2 separate regions of the Mus musculus genome follow, and region 2 is linked to region 1. A link is a loop called in an ENCODE intact Hi-C map of the cell type or tissue named here. Cell type or tissue: left cerebral cortex. All regions are shown on one strand. Links, peaks and the distances in the headings refer to the core of each region. The heading gives the core; the rest is flanking DNA.

The links. A loop is a pair of places that touch in the nucleus more often than their neighbours do. Peaks named below come from ENCODE experiments on the same cell type or tissue, not always from the same donor. Only the 100,000 strongest peaks of a DNase experiment are listed, where the experiment ranks them.
Region 2: a loop joins it to region 1, with 3 times the contacts of the local background. A loop is called at or near these places in 10 of 42 quality-filtered maps.

What each region holds. Positions count from the first base shown.
Region 1 is chr8:82,838,547-82,843,928 of GRCm38, forward strand. No RefSeq gene overlaps it. Among named protein-coding and RNA genes, the nearest start is that of Gm31545, 3.7 kb to the left of the region's middle. In left cerebral cortex, for the core only: a CTCF peak has its summit at 3,212; a DNase peak (open chromatin) is centred at 3,156.
Region 2 is chr8:81,338,636-81,344,017 of GRCm38, forward strand. It overlaps Gm51582, which reads right to left and starts at 4,018. Exons shown (of 2, transcript XM_030243908.1): 1 at 3,619-4,018. The coding sequence starts at 4,007. Inpp4b (inositol polyphosphate-4-phosphatase, type II) reads left to right here and starts at 3,927. Exons shown (of 25, transcript NM_001024617.3): 1 at 3,927-4,162. In left cerebral cortex, for the core only: a CTCF peak has its summit at 3,025 (motif pointing right); DNase peaks (open chromatin) are centred at 3,152 and 3,888; H3K4me3 peaks cover 1,453 bases; H3K27ac peaks cover 912 bases.

The DNA.
Region 1 (5,382 bases), core at 205-5,204:
ATGATTCAGCTGAGCTAGAACAGCATAGAAACTGAGGCAGAGGACAGAGACAATGAGCAAACTCTGCTGCTGCAGTCAACAAATAATCTCAGAAATAGTATTCGTTACAGTAGGGGAAGAAAAGCCTGCAGTAAGACAAGTAGAGCAGGGCTATACACACGCACACACACACACACACACACACACACACACACACACACACACACACACGAGCACTCCTATTCATACATGCACACGAGTGCCCCCCACACACACCCATGCACACAGTGCACAAACACATGTACTCACAGACACACATGTGCAGGCATGCACATACATGCACACTCGCGTGCACACATGCACACACATACATACACACATGCACTCACATGAATACATGCACATGCATACATAGGCATGTACATGCACACACATGTATGAGCTCATGTGCATGCATACACAGTTTATGCACTGTTCTCATTTTGTTTCTGCACTGTGACATATATCCTGATCTAAAGCAACTAAGGGAAGACAACAGTTCATCTCATTTCACAGTTCCAGATCACATCCCATCACTGAAAAAAGGTAGAACCTGCAGGGCAGGACCACTTGCTATTTCATAGAGCATTACCTCTGACCGAGGACCTCACCCACAGCCAAAGACAGTCAGCAGTGACCTTGTTGGGGGCCTGGAAGGGATGCCTATCTAGCTTTCTTTTCTTTTTTAAATCTTTCTAATTTTATTGTATTCTTAAATTTTCAATAATATGTTTATTAATTCCTTGAGAATGTGTCATTACTTTCTTTGATTTTTCACATAGTTTCTGTTGAGTTGACTGGAGACTAAGGCTTCAATGTGGAACACAGGGAGCACTGAGGTTTTCAAACTGGGCCTGGACCTGACTGCCTTTTTAACAGAGGGCAAGAGAAACAGGAGCCATCAGGTCTCGTTGGATGTGGAGTCCAAAGGGTAAAGCCCCTACCCCCAGCCTCCCATCAGAAAAGAGCAGGCCTCCTGGGGACATGGACCAAACCCAGTGTAACAAGCTACAATAAGACCAGGCACATATCACTACATCAAGGCTGGGCAAGGCAATCCAGTAGGGGGAAAAGGTCCCACAAGGAGGCAAGAGTCAGGGACAGCCCCTGCTCACTGTTAGGATTCCCACAAGAACACCAAGCTACATTATCTAGCTTTCTTACATAGTACAGGACCATCTGCTGAGGGAAAGGTATTGCCCATAGTGGGCTGGGCCTTCCTGCTTCAATTGTCAACCAGAACAATCCCCTACAGGCAATTTCTCAACCAAAGCTTTCCTAGCAGGCGACTCTAGGCAGTGTCCTGTTGACAGCTAACGCTAACTAGAATATACATGGATGGTACCTATGCTTATATACAATTTGACTTAATAAATAAAACCTTTATGTTTGTAATTAACTTCTCCCCAAACATCAAAATATAGATGAAAGAAGAAAAATAGAGCAGGAACTCATGGTCAAAGAATATGTGTCTTTCAGTTCATTTTATTTTGTCTCGCTATCCTGTAATATATGTATAAACATATATATATATATATATGTATATATATATATATATATATGTATGTATGTATGTATGTATGTATGTATATGTGTAGTTTGGTACATGATAATTTGAGAACAATTTTATAGAAAATGGCTCATGAATGTATTTAAAGAAAGCAAACATGAGCTATACTTTCATATGTAAAGGGTGTTGGTATGCCAGGGTCTACATTCATTACACTTTCATTTTGCAAAGCCATCCTGTTGGGAAGGCTTACTGTCATACAGATATGCATTGACCAGGTACAGTGATGACATCATGCTGACTCTCAGGGTCACATGGTTGAAAACGGCACATCACATGAAAGACACACTTTCAGTCTCTGTTAGACCCAGCCCCAGCCTGATGTAATGCTCAGGTCCAGATGACCTGATGTTGGAGGGTGACCTACCCTCAAGTGGCACATGGGAAAGTGTAGTCTATATGGGAAGACAGTCTGAAGAGCAGTATGTCAAAGCCCTTTAAAGTAAAGACTTAAATAACTTTCCCGTCATACCATTGCATCATAATTGGCATCGAATCATTTGGCAGGCAGAGGTATAGAGTTCCAAAGAGGCACTGTCTGGAGCCTGTATCCTTTGAACTCCACATCCAAGGAGATCTAATGGCTCGTGTTTCTCTTGCCCTCTGTCAACAAGAAGGCAGTCAGGTTGAGGCCCAGTTTGAAAGCCTCTGTTTTCCCTGTGTTCCACATTGGAACCTTAGAGTCCAGTCAACCCAACAGAAACTACATTTAAAAAGCCAAAACAGGTAATGACAGAGAGCCAAGAGGTCCACAACTATAGCCTTATCTGACCATTTGGTGGCAACCATGAGGGATATACAGGACTCGGGAGGTGACCAAGCTTTAGACTTTTAATGATTGTGAGTAATATCAAACATAAAATATTATTTCATATGTGATGGCTATTTGAAATTCTCATTTTGGTGTACACATAAAAGTATGTTGGACAATACCCTCACAGTTAGCTGAATAACCCAAAGCAGCTGAGGAGACCTGAGAGGAGTTTTGACTAGTTCTCCTTATCTAGCTCCTACTGTAACCTCTGGCCTCTGGCCAAAGGACTCAAAAAGAGTCTCTTGCTGTGGATTGCAGAATGTTTTAAACTGACTTTGCTGAGGAATTTCTTCTTCGAGAAATATCTCTTGTTATATCTGTTCTAAGGCATATCAATTTGGCAACTTCATTGCAGATCATTGATTCTACTGTTAACAGAAAAGAAGAGCTAACTAATGGTGAGGTTTCAGCTTGCCTGTGTGTGAAGGTCTAGGTAGAAAGGATGAATTCTTTCCTTCCTTCCTTCCTGAGGAAGAGAGTGATGGGGCAGGCAATTCTGGGAAAAAAGCATTCATTAATAAAATATAACCCCACCATCTCTACACTGGTTTATTTGGCCGAGGGGGGGGGGAGGGTCGTTTCTTGACAAATAAACAAAATGTCAGCTAAAAGTTAGTTAGGAATTGATTGTGTTAATGTTTCATCCACTAAAGGATAAGCAGTGCAAAGTTATAATTCCTAAAGCCTTAGGGAATCGACACTTGTGACCCCACAACTACTGATGTCATTTCCCTTGGAATTTTAAACTGAATCAAGCTTGGCTTGGTGAAAAGACACATTTTCCTCTATGAACAAATAGTGACCTCCAGTGACTGAAGAAGGGAAATACAGCCATAAATTGATTCCCCCTTTTTAAATTTTGTTTTGTTTTGTTTTTTTAATAAATTATTTTATTTATTTACATTTTAAATGTTGCCCTACTCCTGGTCCCCCCAGCAGAGTTCATCCCCTCATCCCCTACCCCCTTTGCCTATGAGTGCGTGGCCCCCATCCCTGTACATTCTTTGGTTGATGGCTCAGTCTCTGAGAGCTCCCAGGGGTCCAGGTTAGTCGACACTGTTGGTCTTCCTGTGAAGTTGCCACCCCATTCAGTTCCTTCAATCTGTCCCCCAGTTCTTCCATGAGAGTCTTCAACCTCCATCCAGTGCTTGGCTGTCGGTGTCTGCATCTGTCTTACTCGGCTGCTGGGTGGAACCTCTCAGAGGAGAGCCATGCCTGGCTTCTGTCTGCAAACACAACAGAGCATCAGTAATAGTGTCATGGATTGATACCTGACCATGGGGTGGATTCCAAGTCACTGGTCGACTATTCCTTCAGCCTCTGTTCCATTTTTGTCCCTGAATTTCTTTTAGACAGGAGCAATTTGGGGTCCAAAGTTTTGTAGGTAGATTGGTGTCCCCATCTCTCCACTGGGCGCCCTGTCTGGCTACCAGAGGTGGTCTCTTCAGGTTCCATATCCCCACTGTTGGATATCTTGGCTAAGATCACCCACATTGAGTCCTGGGAGCAAGCCCCCACCAGGGGGTCAGGGTGGGGAGTGGGGGCTATGGGGGTGGGGAGCATCTCTAGGAAGTCTCTTGTCTAGATTTTAGATGCTATTTCTATTATTTAACAAGAAGCTACAGAGTGACATGGGGTGGTTGGTACAATTCTGAGCATAGGTGCTATCTTAGAGGTAGCATACCATGATGAACCAGACCCCCATGTTAGATGCTTTATCTCTGGCCTGAGCCCTGAGCATCTCAGCGCCCTTTTGAGCAACTGTGTGTAAGAGTGTACATTTGCAAACAAGGGGTGGTAATGTGGTGCTATGCGTATACCTTCTTCCTCCATGTCATGAATCATACCCTGACTCTTATTAGGACATACAGATTCAGTATAGAGATGGGCAATAGAACAGTTGGGCACAAGAAGGGGGGGTAGTGTGGGGCAGTGGGCATGGGAGAATAAAGGGATTGGGGGAAAACCTGCATCCTGCCAGAGAGTTCTGGTGCTCTGGGCAGACAGACGTGGAGGACTGCCACATGCTTTCCACATGGCCCCAGGTGGGTGTCTGGCTGTGGGAAGCTATGGACCCAGCCCATGGTGGGGGGTAGGGGGTGGACAAAGGGTAGTCCTAGGTCTCTGGGCCTCAAAGAGGCCAGAGATAACAGATTCTCACTCTCGGGCATCCCAGACACCACTGGTCACCACAGAAGAGCTAAGAACAAAATGGGGGCCCCGGGGAAGGCTTGGTCAGCGCCAGGGTGGAAGGGAGGATAGGGCAGGGAAAGAGGGGGTGCTGGTTGATTCCCACGCGGCTGAGAGACCTTGGTCTGGTCCGTGGCTGGAACGCAGGAAGGCCTTCTGGCAGGAGGTTAGAAGAGGTTCTTTAGGGGAAAGCCTATGCCATTGTTCTAGCATGGCAGACCTTGATGAGCAGGGAGAGTCTATGGTTTTAGAGCTTTGTTGTAGAAAGGCAGAGAGAAGGAGAGAAGGTAGAAAGAGGGAGAGAGGCTGGCCATGGCCATGTGGAGGGTGGGGGAGGGAAAGAGAGAAAGAGGGCTACAGATGAGAGTAAGAAAGGTGAGAACTTAAAGAGGGAGAAGGGGCCAAGCAGCCCCTTTTATAGTGGGCTGGGCTACCTTGCTGTTGCCAGGTAACTATGGGGAGGTACATACCTGGCTATATTCAGGTAAATGTGGGGGTGGAGTTTAGCCAGAATACCACAAGCTTGGGACATTGTCTATGTGACTTATCGTCACAGAATTATGGAGTTGGGGGCTCTGTGGTGTCAGGCATCTGTCTCTGGAAATGTGGGTCACTGTTCTGTCCCTTGTAGAGTTTCCTACTGGGTCGCTGGAGCAAGCCTCATTCAACCTAAATAGGCTGCCTTTTACAGCCCTACAGGATAGGGCACTTCCTCAAAACTAAACAAGTGGAGGCCAAGGGCACTGGGAAGCAAAATCAATGTCTTCCTGATTCTGTTGAAGCCAAACCT
Region 2 (5,382 bases), core at 81-5,080, 1.5 Mb before region 1:
GCCACAGAACTCCTGACCTATAATCTGTCCTGCCTAGTAGCCTATCAATGTGTGATCTGATCTGTGACCCACTTCACGAAAAGGAACCCATGCCCAACACAGTTCAAGTGACCAAGAACCAAAAACTAGATAGTGAAGAGATCTGGGGTAAATTAAAATATTACTGGAAAAAATCAATAAAATGATTTCTAATGATATACTTGTAGATAAATGTCTTACCCAGTCATCATCAGAGAGGCTTCATCTGACAGCATATGGGAATGAATGCAGAGAGCCACAGCCAGACATTATGCAGAGAGAGTGTCTACGTTGGAGGTCTCCATCAAATCCCTTCCCTCAGAGGCAGAGAACATGGAGGACACCAGGAGAAAAGGCCCTTGGAATGAACCAAGTAAGGCACACATGAGCTCACAGAGACTGAAGCAGCAAGCATAGGGCCTGCAATAGGTCTTTTGCATGTATACTATAGCTATTAACTTAGTATTTTTATGGGACATGTTACTGTGATAATGAGTGAGTCTCTGACTCTGGTACCTGCTCTTGGGACTCTTTTCCTTCTGTTGGGTTGCTGTGTCCAAGTTTGATATGGTAGTTTTTTCTTCATCTTATTGTATTTTATTTTGTAATGTTTGGTGGTTGTCTCTTAGAAGTCTATCTTTCCTAATGAAAGACAGAAAGGGAGTGGATACAGTGGGGAAGAGCTGAGAGGAGTAGAGAGAGGGTAAACTATAATCAGGATATGATTAAAGGTATGAGTAAAGAATTTCTTTTCCATACAAGAGAAAAAAAATGGGCAAAACCAAAGACTTGCTTTGCTGAGTATCATAAACATGAATGGATAATTATGGTTAAGGACAAAGTCCCATACCACACATTTCAGAAGAAATTTTGAATGGCAAAAAATTGTTAGAGTAGAGATGCTCACAGATGGCCTCTCTAAAGATAATGAATATATGTATGGAAAGTGAGCAAACTACCTTATTGCATAGGAGGTGTGATACCAGACTCATGGCCGCTGGCTTGATTTTATTGCTTTAGAGAGCATGCTAACTCTTGGGAGTCACCTTTAACTTTTGACTCTATAAAGGTATATCAAAAGGAAATGAGAAACTATTCTGTCCTTCCCTGGCAAATGGAGTTTCATTTCAGCAGCAGAAGTGGCTGAAACTCCAGGGCTGTGAAAGCAGAGGTTGAATGAATTTAAGCCACAGAAGCACTGGCATCTTCCAGACCTAAGCAGGGGAAGTAACAGCAAATAACCAAAATAGGTACATAGCAGGCTGATGGAAATCTCTATAATGCTGTGTGGTACACAGGTCTGATAGAGCACTCCCCTCCTTTTATTTTAAACTTTCCAGTTGAGTTACATATATATGCCACATCCTTCTGTGAAGGAGATTGGTCAGAATGACCTGTGTCTGAATTTTAATCACACTGGGGCTTTTGAGGGGCGCCTTACTTTGAGTGTTCCTGTCCAGTCAGTAACTCTGCTTGACAACTCTATTTTAGAGGGAACAATTTTCTGATTCTGATGCTTCTATGGCAGCATCTAACCTCATTGTCTAAGAGCTCCATCTTCCTTTTGCACTATTTTTTTTTCCTCTGAGGCCAGGGAACAGATGCATAAGTCCTAGTGAGGTGAAGCTCTGGAGCTCCGGTTTCATTGTCTTCCATTCTGTGTATTTTTCTGGGCTGAACTTCTGCCAGCAGATGATCTGCACCATTTTTTCCAGTAGATTGCATGAAGATGGCTGGCAACTGCATGTTACAGGTGCATAGCCAACACCTCAAGAGTGACAGGGTCTAATGGACAAGTTGGTCCTCAAAATCCCACTTTTCCCCCTTCAGTTCACCTATGATGACATAATGGCTGAGCAGAACAGAAATGAATTGGAGAGAAAGCAAGGGAGGACTTTGGGGACTAGGGTGAGAGGAAGGCAACCCAGCTTCTAACCCACAGGGTTTTGAGTCAGTCTCTAAGCACTTGTTGGAGCCATGGTGTATTCAATACTACTCCAAGCTCTGGGAGTGTAGAGGCTAAAGAAAGTATCTGAAAACCAAACTAAGCAAACATCTAACCAAACCAAACCAAACTAACCAACCCAACCAAACAAATCCAACCAAGCAACTAGCCAACCCAAACCAATCAATCAACTAAACCAGTCAACTAGCCAACCAAACCAACCAATCAATCAACCAACCAATGAACTAACCAACTAACAAACTAATCAAATGAACTAACCAACCAAACCAGACAACCGACCAACAGAACTAATTCAACCAACCTATCAGCCAACTAACCAACCCAACCAACTAAACTAACCCACTAGCCAAACAAACTAATCATTCAAGCTAGCTAACTGACCAAAGGAATCAATCCTAACAACTTACCAACCAGCCAAACCAAGCAACCAACCAAACCAATCAACTAACCAAACTAACCATCCAAACCAGCTAACCAACCAACTTAACCAACTCAACCAACCTATCAAACAAGCAACCTAACCAATCCACCCACCCACTCAATTACCCACCCACTAACCAACTCAGCCACCAACCAACCCAAACCAACCAACCAACCAACCAACCAACCAACCCAATCAACCAACGGAACCAACCAAAGACACCCTCACACCACCACTAGCACCCCGCCCCCACACACATAAATTTAAACCATCAAACTCCCTGCCCTCATCAACAAAGATAATATCTAGTAGCAAATACTTGGGAAGTAAATGGATGTCTCGATTCAGGCAGTGACAGCAGGGGTGACAGCTGGGGGCAGACACAGCTTCCCATTTTGTAATACTGTAATACTGTTAAGCACTGCCTTAACCCAAATTGATTTCACTGACTTTAAGATTCCAGGCTCTTTGTGTGACAAATGTCACACTTGTGTACACGCGTTTTTACTTTATTTAGAGTGCCAGTTTAAAGGGTTGCAAGGAAGAAAAAGGACTAGTGTGCCTTTGTGGGTAAGCTCTGAGAAGAATTACCTCTGAGCAGAGTGGACAAAACCTCTCTAGGAAAGCCGCCAGGTGGCACCTGTAAGGCGCAGATGGAGAGAGTCATTTGCCCCACCCCCACAGGCCGGACTATCCAGACTACCCCTCACCCCTCGGGTTTGTTCGCGAGGAAGTGGGGGAGTTTCAGTCTCTTTCCAGACAGCGTGATTACACACCAAAATTTTCTGACACCTCAAACACACCGAGGGCGGATTGTCTCCACACAACCAGGCTGTCAAAGGCATGAGCCTGGTGGTTGGGAACACTTAGGCACTCTGCAAGGTGGGGAGTGGCTGTGGGCTGCCCCTGTGCCCAGGTCTGCTCAGTCTGGGTCTAGGGGAAAACACTGGCAAGGGAGAAGCAGTTCTCAGGACCGTGACACGCAGAAGTCACCAGAACGTGGGACAGCGCTTCACACTCCTCTAACGCCCAATCCTCCTCCCAGGGACAGTCAGTGGGGACTAGTCTGAGCTACCTTCTCACATCCTTTTACATTTCCGCCTTCTGCAGTCTCTTCTCCTGTCCGGGTCGCATTGTGATTGCCTTGCCCCCCCCCCCCCCCGCCCCGCGCGCTTCGCCCCTGTGATCCCGCACCCCAGGATTGGCAGCTGACCCCAGAGACAGCAGAGTCTGAGTGGTGGGTGTCAGTAAACAGAAGCAGCGTGTTGTGGTCATTTCGAGCTGTGCGGTCGGGCCACCAACTCCATCTGTGGCAGGGAGGCGAGCTGCACCAGTTGCGAGACTGCTGCTGTTCCTCTTTGGTGGCTGGTTGGTGACATTGGGAGGAGACCGCTCCGAGGGAGTGAGCCTAAGACGAGGAGGAAGAGAGGCAGGGCGTTGGGGGTGGGGACGTGGCGACAGTGCCAGGGGGCGTGTGAGCTGCGGGCGAGGAGCAACTTCTCCCGGGCGCGCGCTGCGGGGCGGCGGGCGGAGCGTGAGCTGCCAGCCCAGAGCAGGGAGCGGGGAGCGGGGAGGCTCGGCCCGCGCCCTGCACGCTACCATCCTCCGGGTTCCCAGCCCCGGGTGCTGAGCTCGCCGCTATAAATAGCAGGTTACAGCTTCTGCTTGGGCGCACACGCTTTCACTGGAGAACGCAGGAAAGTCATCCTGAAAAGTGTCTGCCGCTGCTATCGCCCCCTACTCAGCCTCTGCAAGAGGTAACATCCTGCCTGGGATCCTGGGGCTCGGGAGGGAATTTTGCAGGGTGCGGAGGGTGAGGATGGGTGAATCCATAGGCTGTAGTCGTGCGCATCGGACAGTTCAGGGTGGTGGTGGTGGGGAGTACGTCCTGCCTGAGAGACAGCTGGTGTGTTTCTTATCAAGTTTCCCAGCTTGCAGCCAAGATCGTCCCTTCAGCCTTGCTTCCCAGGGACCCTGGCTGCTGGTGGTACCCCTGTGACCCTGATTACTGTCTAGTGGAGCTCGCTTGGTCTGGGGTGAACACCACACACACACACACACACACACACACACACACACACACACACGCACACACATATGAGTTCCAACTCCCAGGTGACACTGAGTTCTGGCCCAGCTTATGGTCCCTTTGAGCTGTTCTTAAAAGGTGCTGCAGCGACCTGGAGTGCTTAGGGACTGCTTCTCAACCCTAGTCCCAGTCACTGGCTGTCTCCTGCTTCAGAGGAAGTGGTCCTGGTCCTTAGAACAAGGAAGGCATGCTGGGGTTGCAGTTGCCTAAAGAGCTCTCTTTTCATGGCTATCTCCAGCCCCACCTTCAGCAACTCCTGCCCTCTCCGTCCCCCCAACACCACCCCCCCAAGTCAGGCCTGTTACCCCTAGGCTACCTTCATGTTCTACCTACCCCAAAGAGAAGTCAAGAAAGAGTTAGAAAATCAGGGCTTCAAAGTAAGAGTGGGTGATGAGAGGCTCCTCTGGAGTCTCAAATTTGCACTACAGCCTACTTGAGCTTATCTGGCCCCTCTAGCAGGACAAGGGTCCTGAGCAAACCCAGGAGCCTGCTGCTAGTATGGACTTTCAGGCTTGCAACTGGCTAGCTCTAGGTGATGCGAGAACCAGAGGCACCGGTGTTTGCCCCTCTCCACCTTTGATTTTGCTTCCCTCAGGGGAGGTGGTTTCTGCCCCAGAGGACACCCAGAGGTTTCTGTTTGGAGACAGAAGCTTTATAGGTAGGGATGTGCATATTGATGAGATAGTTGCAGCCACACAAAACTTATTGGAAAAACCCCAGAGGAGAGAGAGGCAGCAGTGCTGTTAGGGGACCGAGGTTTGTTAAGGGAAAGGATGCTCAGTTGATTATGTGGTTCCTGCAGCGTCAACTTACCAGGGAAACCCTGCGGGACATTCAGTCACGCTGGTCTAAATGATGTAGAATGTCTTCTTTGTTCATCTTACTTTA